Regions from separate parts of the Homo sapiens genome. Here region 1 is linked to region 2. The links are chromatin contacts, found by Hi-C or POLR2A ChIA-PET in ENCODE. All regions are on one chromosome and are shown on one strand. Each heading gives the region's core, a stretch centred on a gene start or an enhancer-like site at or near the end of the contact. The rest is flanking DNA. Distances are from core to core; before and after follow the strand shown.

The links. A loop is a pair of places that touch in the nucleus more often than their neighbours do. ChIA-PET counts read pairs that join two places held with the same protein, here RNA polymerase II (POLR2A). Pooled maps may share reads with other maps.
Region 1: a loop to region 2 is called in a map of PC-9, with 5 times the contacts of the local background. The contact joins the enhancer-like site here to the promoter of MAFK in region 2. A Hi-C loop is called at or near these places in 2 of 168 maps with a recorded cell type or tissue (CD14-positive monocyte and PC-9) and 5 of 50 pooled maps. POLR2A ChIA-PET finds 5 or more read pairs at or near these places in 2 of 52 experiments (H1 and WTC11).

The regions. Positions count from the first base shown.
Region 1 is chr7:2,528,910-2,532,402 of GRCh38, reverse strand. It overlaps a transcript of LFNG not described here. Among named protein-coding and RNA genes, the nearest start is that of MIR4648, 3.6 kb to the right of the region's middle. RefSeq lists enhancers at 138-1,110, 1,505-1,654, 2,086-3,059, 3,060-3,493 and silencers at 2,375-2,474, 2,995-3,054. Within about 2 kb of position 2,027, at least 23 of the 41 ENCODE cell types and tissues checked have a DNase peak (open chromatin) inside an H3K27ac peak, as active enhancers do; they include CD14-positive monocyte and PC-9, where a contact is called at or near this core.
Region 2 is chr7:1,529,029-1,532,608 of GRCh38, reverse strand. MAFK (MAF bZIP transcription factor K) reads right to left here and starts at 1,907. Exons shown (of 3, transcript NM_002360.4): 1 at 1,711-1,907. LOC100128653 (a long non-coding RNA gene) reads left to right here. Exons shown (of 1, transcript NR_149036.1): 1 at 1-156. RefSeq lists silencers at 1,188-1,317, 1,808-2,077.

The DNA of each region.
Region 1 (3,493 bases), core at 778-3,277, 1.0 Mb before region 2:
AAAGTCACACAGCAAAGGGCGTGGTGATTCAGGGAGGAGTGGGGCATCGGGGACACGTTTGTAACTGATCTACCACAGAGGGGAGCCCCCCTTTGAGAAAGTGCTTGGTGGGCCTTGGTGCTTACGCAGCCACGGACCAACCTGCTAGATGGGGCCTTCAGTAGGGTGGCGGGACGTCAGTTTAGCCTCAGGATTCGACTCCGAGCCTCTTGCGAGACCACGTCTTGGGCAGCATCGTAGACCCGGCTGTGAGCACAGAGTGGCTCTTCCAGAAAGTTTGTTGAATGACTGACTGACCTAAGTCAGTCCCTGTGCCAGGCAGCCCAGAGGGACCAGCCCAGAGCCTCCTTCTCGGGGTGCAAGCCTGGCTTGGGATTGGGGGGTGTCTGCACTCGTGGAGCCCCCCATGCCTGCCGGGAGCCTGAAGACGCAGAGACCTCCTGCCTCGCCTCGCCCCCTCCGTGGGGACCCTCTTCCCCACACTCCTTGGTTCCTGTCGGAGCCAAGATGTGTCACCATGGAAACCGCTTGGCAAACGCTGGCAGGCAGAGGCGGCCAACAGCAGCTCTCCCGATCGAGCTCCGGGCACCGGCTGGAGCAACGTCGCGGGACGGCGTGAGCGAGCACACCCAGCCGTGTGTGACACGCGTGGGGACAGAGGCCGGGGCGGCTGCGGGAGGGCGTGCGGGGAGGTCAGGGCGCCCCGGCGTGTATGCGCCCACGTGCGCGCCTGTGCGTGTGCCAACAGTGCAGCCACATCGGAGCGCGTGTGCTCCGAGTGTGATGGCCGCGTGGGCCGGTGCAGGGTGTGTGTGGGGATGGGGGTGTCTGATTGGTGCTGTGACCTGCGGCAGCACAGCCGCCTGCGTTGAGTGCCCACGGTGGGCTGGACATTGCACTAGGTGCTGACAGGACCGGCAGAGGTGGCCACTGCCCTCGTCCCCAGCCTGCACTCCTGGGCGAAGGCTGACGCTGAACAGGTACTTGTAAGAGTCGCCGAAGTGCGTGCCGGGAGGGTTCTGGGAAGAGGCAGCTGTGGGGCCTGAAGCCTAAATGTGGGGTGGGAGGCATCCAGGCTGCGGCTCCAGGCAGAGGGCACAGCCCGGCTGTGAGCCACCACGCCTGGCCCCAAGGGCCTTCCTGTGTGTCCAATTCTGGGCTCAGAAGCAGGGGGTCACCCTGCAGAATATCTAAGAAGGCTGAGGCTGTGTGGGCACATGGACCCAGCAGGGAACAAGACTTGCCCATTGTTCTGACAGACTCGAAGATGGATCTGGCCCTGGTCCCTGCTTTCCCTCTGACCCCAGGCCCACCCGGCAAGAATGGCTGAAGTCACATAGCAGCCTGGCCCTGGCCCCTCTGAGCCTGTGGAGAGCCCTAGTTGTCTGTGATTGGGGAGGGGGGATCAAGAGACCCAACTGCATTGCCTGCCCTCCTTCCCAGGCTTCCAGTCCTCCCAGTGGATCCCACCTCTGCACCTTTGCCCAGGCTGTGCTGAGACCTGGAAGGCCCCTTCTCTCCCTACTCCATCTTGACAAAGCCTTCCTGCTTCAGCTCAGAGGCACCTCTTCCAGGAAGTTGGCCCTGATGGCCCCAGTGGAAGGGAAGTTCCTTTCAACTGAGTGGGGAGGCGCCCCACCCTAGCAGCCCCTCCCAGACCCCAAGCAGCCTTGGGGCTCCCCAGGCACTCGCCTGGCAGAACGGAAGCAGGGGTGGCGGCTGAGGTCTGCCACCCTCGCTGAGCGCCCTGCAGCCCCTGTGGTTGCAGTTTTACTTGTTTTGAAAGCCCCATTAATGATCAGAAGTTTGGGAAAGGGGGCCTGGCTGGGCTAGACTGGGGGGACATGGAGCCCCAGGGACCAGCCAGGCCCCTTTCTGACCAGACCTCTAATCTGATGTGATGGCACCACTGGTGGGTGGGACACAGCTGTCCCCAGAATGTACCTGGGGGAGGAATGACTTCACCTCCCCTGCCGGGTGAGTCACCTTCTGGGGGGTGGGGGGGCGGTGGATGGAAGAGGTCAGGCTGCCTCATTCCCCTAAGACACTGCTGGGCCTGCTTCCCCTTTTGAGGGCAGAGAAACGTCCCTCCCTCAGCTTGGAAGAGGAAGGGGCCAGATGCGCTGTCCTGTGCACCTTCCAAAACACCCCCTGACCTCCAGCACCCGGGGACTGCATTTACCTTTGTTCCCATTTGTCAGATGGAGAGGTCGAGGCCTCGGGAGGAGCCGGGCTTCCTCCCCACCCCACTTCTTGCTCCTCTGCTCTCCCCGATGCCCACTTAGCCCCCACTCCCACCCCGCTCCACACACAGGGACATATGAACATTAATGGGGACTCCCCAAGCCCTGGCAGGGCCCCCACAGCTGTATCCATGGGTCTGTCCGACCCCTGGGTCCAGCCACACCTCTGCCCCCGGGGCCCCACCAGCTCTGTGGGGAGGCGATGCCAGCTGCAGGCGGGGACAGCGTCGGGGCCAGGGCAGAAGGCCCCAAGCCTCTGAGTCAGCCGGGCAGGAAGGAGGCCAGCAGCCTCTGCCCGCAGCCTGTTCCGTCACGACCCCCCCGCCCCACCCCAGAGTCTCAGCTTCCTCGTTCAGAAGAGGGGCCTATGCCGTCCTATGAGAAGTGGGTGGGCACATGGTGGGTGCTCAGGGAGGACCACAGCCACCCAGACGGGGGTCAGGCCACGTGACGGTGAGGGCCCTCCATCCTCCCGCCATCCCCATCACTGTCCACACCCCCCAGGCAGCTGCTCTGCTGACTCAGGACCGTCCAAGGCCAAGGTGGGGTCACAGCCCTGCCAGCCGCCCCCAAGGCCAGGGTAGCCCCCAGCCAGGCTTAGAGTAAGGGGGTCTCTGCAGGCCCATTCAGCACGTCAGCACTCTTCTGGAGGGGGCAGCGACGGGGGAGGGCAAGGCACCCCCCCATAGAGAGGCACTTTTCACAGTGTGTCGTCTCCTTGGAGCAGAGTGGGGGGTGCAGAGGCACCAGGAGGGGGACCTGGAGCCCTGGGGTCGGGGGAAGCAGGGTCAGGCCAGAGCAGGAACTTGCAAGGGGCGCGGCCAGGGCAGTGCCAGGCCAAGGGTGTAAGCCCCAGGGAAGGGGTGGGGGCTCATGGTGAAGAGGAAGTGAGCCGCCCCGGGGCTGCCAGGAGGGTGAGGGGAGGGAATCCCCGCAGAGGCTGCAGCACCCGTCCCCTACTCAGTCACCCTCAAAGGCTGGATTTGAGGAAGGAAAAGCACCGCAGAGCTGCTGTATTTAAAAAACAAGCGTCTGGATCTCTGCAGGGGCTGGGACCAGCTGCAGTGGGGGCTCCGGCACTGCTCCTGCTCTCCAGGACTCTTCCCACCACCCCTGAGCGGGGTCGGGGCCTGGGGCCACATCACAGGAGAGGGAGGTGCAGCATTACCAGCTGTGGGGCGGCCGGACCCACGGCCTGCCTGGCTTGGAGTCTGAGCGCCTCCCCAGCCCACCAGCATGGCTGCTGGACC
Region 2 (3,580 bases), core at 658-3,157:
AACCCTGACCCTCGGTAAACGCTGGCTCCCGGGTTTACCAGCACCTGGGGAGTCGACGCTGCGGGCAACCAGCCCCTCAAAGCCCTGGCTCGGTTCAAGGATAAAAGGCAGGAGAAGCCTGGTTTTTCTGCTTTAATAAATGTCTTATTTTGGAATAATGAGAGGTCTAGTTTTAAAAGCAGACTCCCTCTCCCAAGGTCAAACTCAGACATTCCTACTGGGTTACCTAAGAAAGGGAGATGTTCTCATAAATGGCACTGGACGCCCAAATAGGGTGTAGGTGTGTCCCAGACACCTGCACAGCCCACCTATGTTCTCCAGACCCCGCCCACGGCTCTTTTAATGCTCCATGTCCCTGAAGACATTGGGTTTGGAGAAGCTGCATAGGGCACCCCACTCTGTGTTGGAGAACCCCTTACAACAACACACCGTGACGGTGAAACCTCAGTGCCAGTAAAGAGACCTGGCAGCCCACCCTGGAGAATCAGAGGGGTGGGAAGGGCGCTGCCAGAGCCGAACCACACAGATATCCCCTAGACCACGATGGGGGGCGGTGGGGGGCGTTTTGAGTCTCAGGATCTTCCCAAGGCCAGGCACCTGGCCAGAGATTGGCTGGCTGCCTGTGGGTCACCTGGTGAATGAATGGTGAGTGGATCTAATTTCTGCCTCAGCTACAAGAGCTACTTAAGAAGCAAGAAAACAGCATGCTCAGGGACGCAGGACACCAGGAGAGGGACACGGGAGGCCCCGCGAACACGGACACACACGGTGTGAGCGCGAGAATGCAGTGCAGGGCCACTGCTGTGTCCCAGGCGGACCCAGGTCAAGGGCCAAGGCCAGGCGGGGTCCTGGCTTTCTGGGTTTCTCGGTGGCGCCTGGTCCCACCCCCCAGGATCTAGAGGCTGTGCAGACGCAGACACACACAGTCACGGGCACATACACAGTTTCCTGAACTTGACAGAGGCACAGAAGAACTCACGCAGTGGGAGCGGGAAGAGGCCGGAGCCCCTGCCCCACACGTGAGCAAAGGGACGAGCCTTGGGGCCACTGTCACCTGCCCCCCTCCCGCCTCCCCACGGCCTTCCTTCCAGCAACCCTGGCAGGTGGGCGGCTGAGAGCGACACCAGTCCCAGGATCCCGCCTGTGGGGAGACCCGGTTACCCCCACCCCGTTCCCGGGCACGCGTGACCCCAGCCACTGGGCCAGAGCGCCGCCCGTCACCGGGAGGAAGCGCGGGGGGCAGTCCGGGGCCGCACGCGGAAGCCACGCTGGGGCGGAAGCCGCGGAGAATCCACGCGCCCGCGCCCTCCCCGCACCGCCCGCACGTGGCGCCCGCCCCGCCCCGCCCCCCGCAGGTGTGAAGGCGCGGGCCCGATGCGCGCCGCCGACCCGCGTGGATCCTCGTCCTCCCAGGTCTGGGGTCCGCGCCCTGGGGCCCCCGGCGCGGCAAGCATGGCCCGGGCGGCACGTGCAGGGGAGAGAGCCTCGCGTCCCGGGGAAGCCCCCGGGCCTGCGGGGCGGGGCCCACCTGGGCAGGTGCCCGGGCCGCGCCGCGGGCCGCATGAGGGTCTCGGGCCCCGCGCACCCAACCCCGCCACCCTCGGCCCGCGCCCCCAGGCGGCCGTGACTCAGCGGCCAGGTAGCCCCGGCCCCGCGCCCCGGTCCCCGTCCCCGCCGCGGCCCGGGCCCCGCTGCCCCACCGCCCCTCACCTGGCGTCGCGCGGAGGGCGCGGGCGCGCGGCGGCTCCTCGCGGGCACGCGCTGTCCTCGCGCCGGCGCTCACTGTCGCGCTCCCCTCGGCCGCCGCCGCCGCCTGGCGCTCGGGCTCCGACTTCGCGAAGAACAACAAGTGCCCCCGCGCCGCCCGCCGCCACCGCACCCGCCCGCCCGGCTCCCCAGCATCTGACACCGCTTCCGGGATCCGCGGCGCGCGCGTCACACCGCCCTGCCCCCCGGGCCACGCCCCCTCCCCGCCCCGCGGCCACGCCCCCCGGCCACGCCCTCCTCTCCCGCCCGGGGGGCCGCTGGCCCCGCGCGCACCTGCAATCCCCGCGCTTTGGGAGGCCCTGCGGGAAGATCTCTGGAGGCCGGGAGTTCAAGACCAGCCTGGGCAACATAGCGAAACCTCCCTTCCCCCATTCTCTGTCTCTATAAACATAAAAAACATTAAGGCCAGCTGGGAACGGTGGCTCATGCCTGTAATCCCAGCACTTTGGGAGGCCAAAGCAGGAGGATCGCTTGAGCCCAGGAGTTCCAGACCAGCCTGGACAACACAGTGAGACCCCCATCTCTACAAAAAAATTACAAAAATTAGTCGGGCGTGGTGGTATGTGCCTGCGGCCCCAGATATTCAGGAGGCTGAGGCAGGAGGATGGCTTGAACCTGGAAGGTGGAGGCTGCCATGATTTCATCACTGCACTCTAGCCTGGGTGACAAGGTGAGACCCTGTCTCAAAAAAACAAAACAAGCAAACCAGCAATGTAAAAATGGGGATAAGCGGCTAGTGATCACAGCCTCTGTGGGTGGGGCCAGCCCCCTTCTAAAGCCCCAGCTGGTGGTTGCCAGGGGACACAGCAGGCCCAGGATGGGGTTAGGGCACCACTGGCCCAAGGAGTCCTGTGAGGGATCCTCAGGTGGGGGCGGGCCCCTGAGGGAGCTGCCTCTGCTTCCTGTCACAGGTGGAGGACAGGCTGGAGAGGGGATCCGTCTGGAGCCCCTTGCCACGCTTCTGGGTCCCCAAGTCCCGCCCCCCTCTGAGCGCTGCAGGAAGAGGAGTTTCAGGCCTGGGCAACCGAGGGCCCCCCAGGACACCCATGGCATCTGCCCGGGGTTCTGGGAAGCCTGTTTTCTCAGCTCAGGTGGGACCCGGGAGCCTGTTTTCTCGGCTCAGGTGGGACTCAGGAGCCAGTGCAGGGAGGTCTGTGCATCTTCTGGGTGTCGTCCTTACCACCATGTGGCTGGGGATTTAGGCAGCAGCCCAGTGGCCTCTTGCTGTGGAGCGCGGGGGCAGCCTCCCGGGCCATCTCTCCCCCCCACTTGCGGGTTCTGCACTGGCCACCTGGGAGGCCCCTCCTTGCTAAGGCCCACACGGCCGTCTGGGGCAGCTAGCCACAGTGATGCCTGCAACCTGGCCGCAGAAACAGGTGCCAAGAAATAACTCAACAGCAGCAGTAGCGACAATGTCCCACGTCCCCAGGATGTTTGCAGAAAGACATCCCCCGGGGATGGGAAAGGTGCTTCCCTTGTCCTGGCCCACACTCTGCACTCGGGGTCCTGGGATGCGCTGGGAGCCTCCAGAGAAGCTGTGGCCATCTCCGCGGGACTCTTTACGTTACTCATGGTGTCGCTCCTCTAACCCAAATGCATTCTTTCCATAGCAGGCTTTTGTTACTAATCACACACTTTTATTATCTCTTTAATTTTTTAATTTGTATTTATTTATTTCTGAGATGGAGTCTCACTCTGTCGTCCAGGCTGGAGTGCAGTGGCACCATCTCGGCTCACTGCAGCCTCCGCCTCCCAGGTTCAAGTGATTCTCCTGCCTCAGCCCCCTCGAGTAGCTGGGATCACAGGTGCCCAC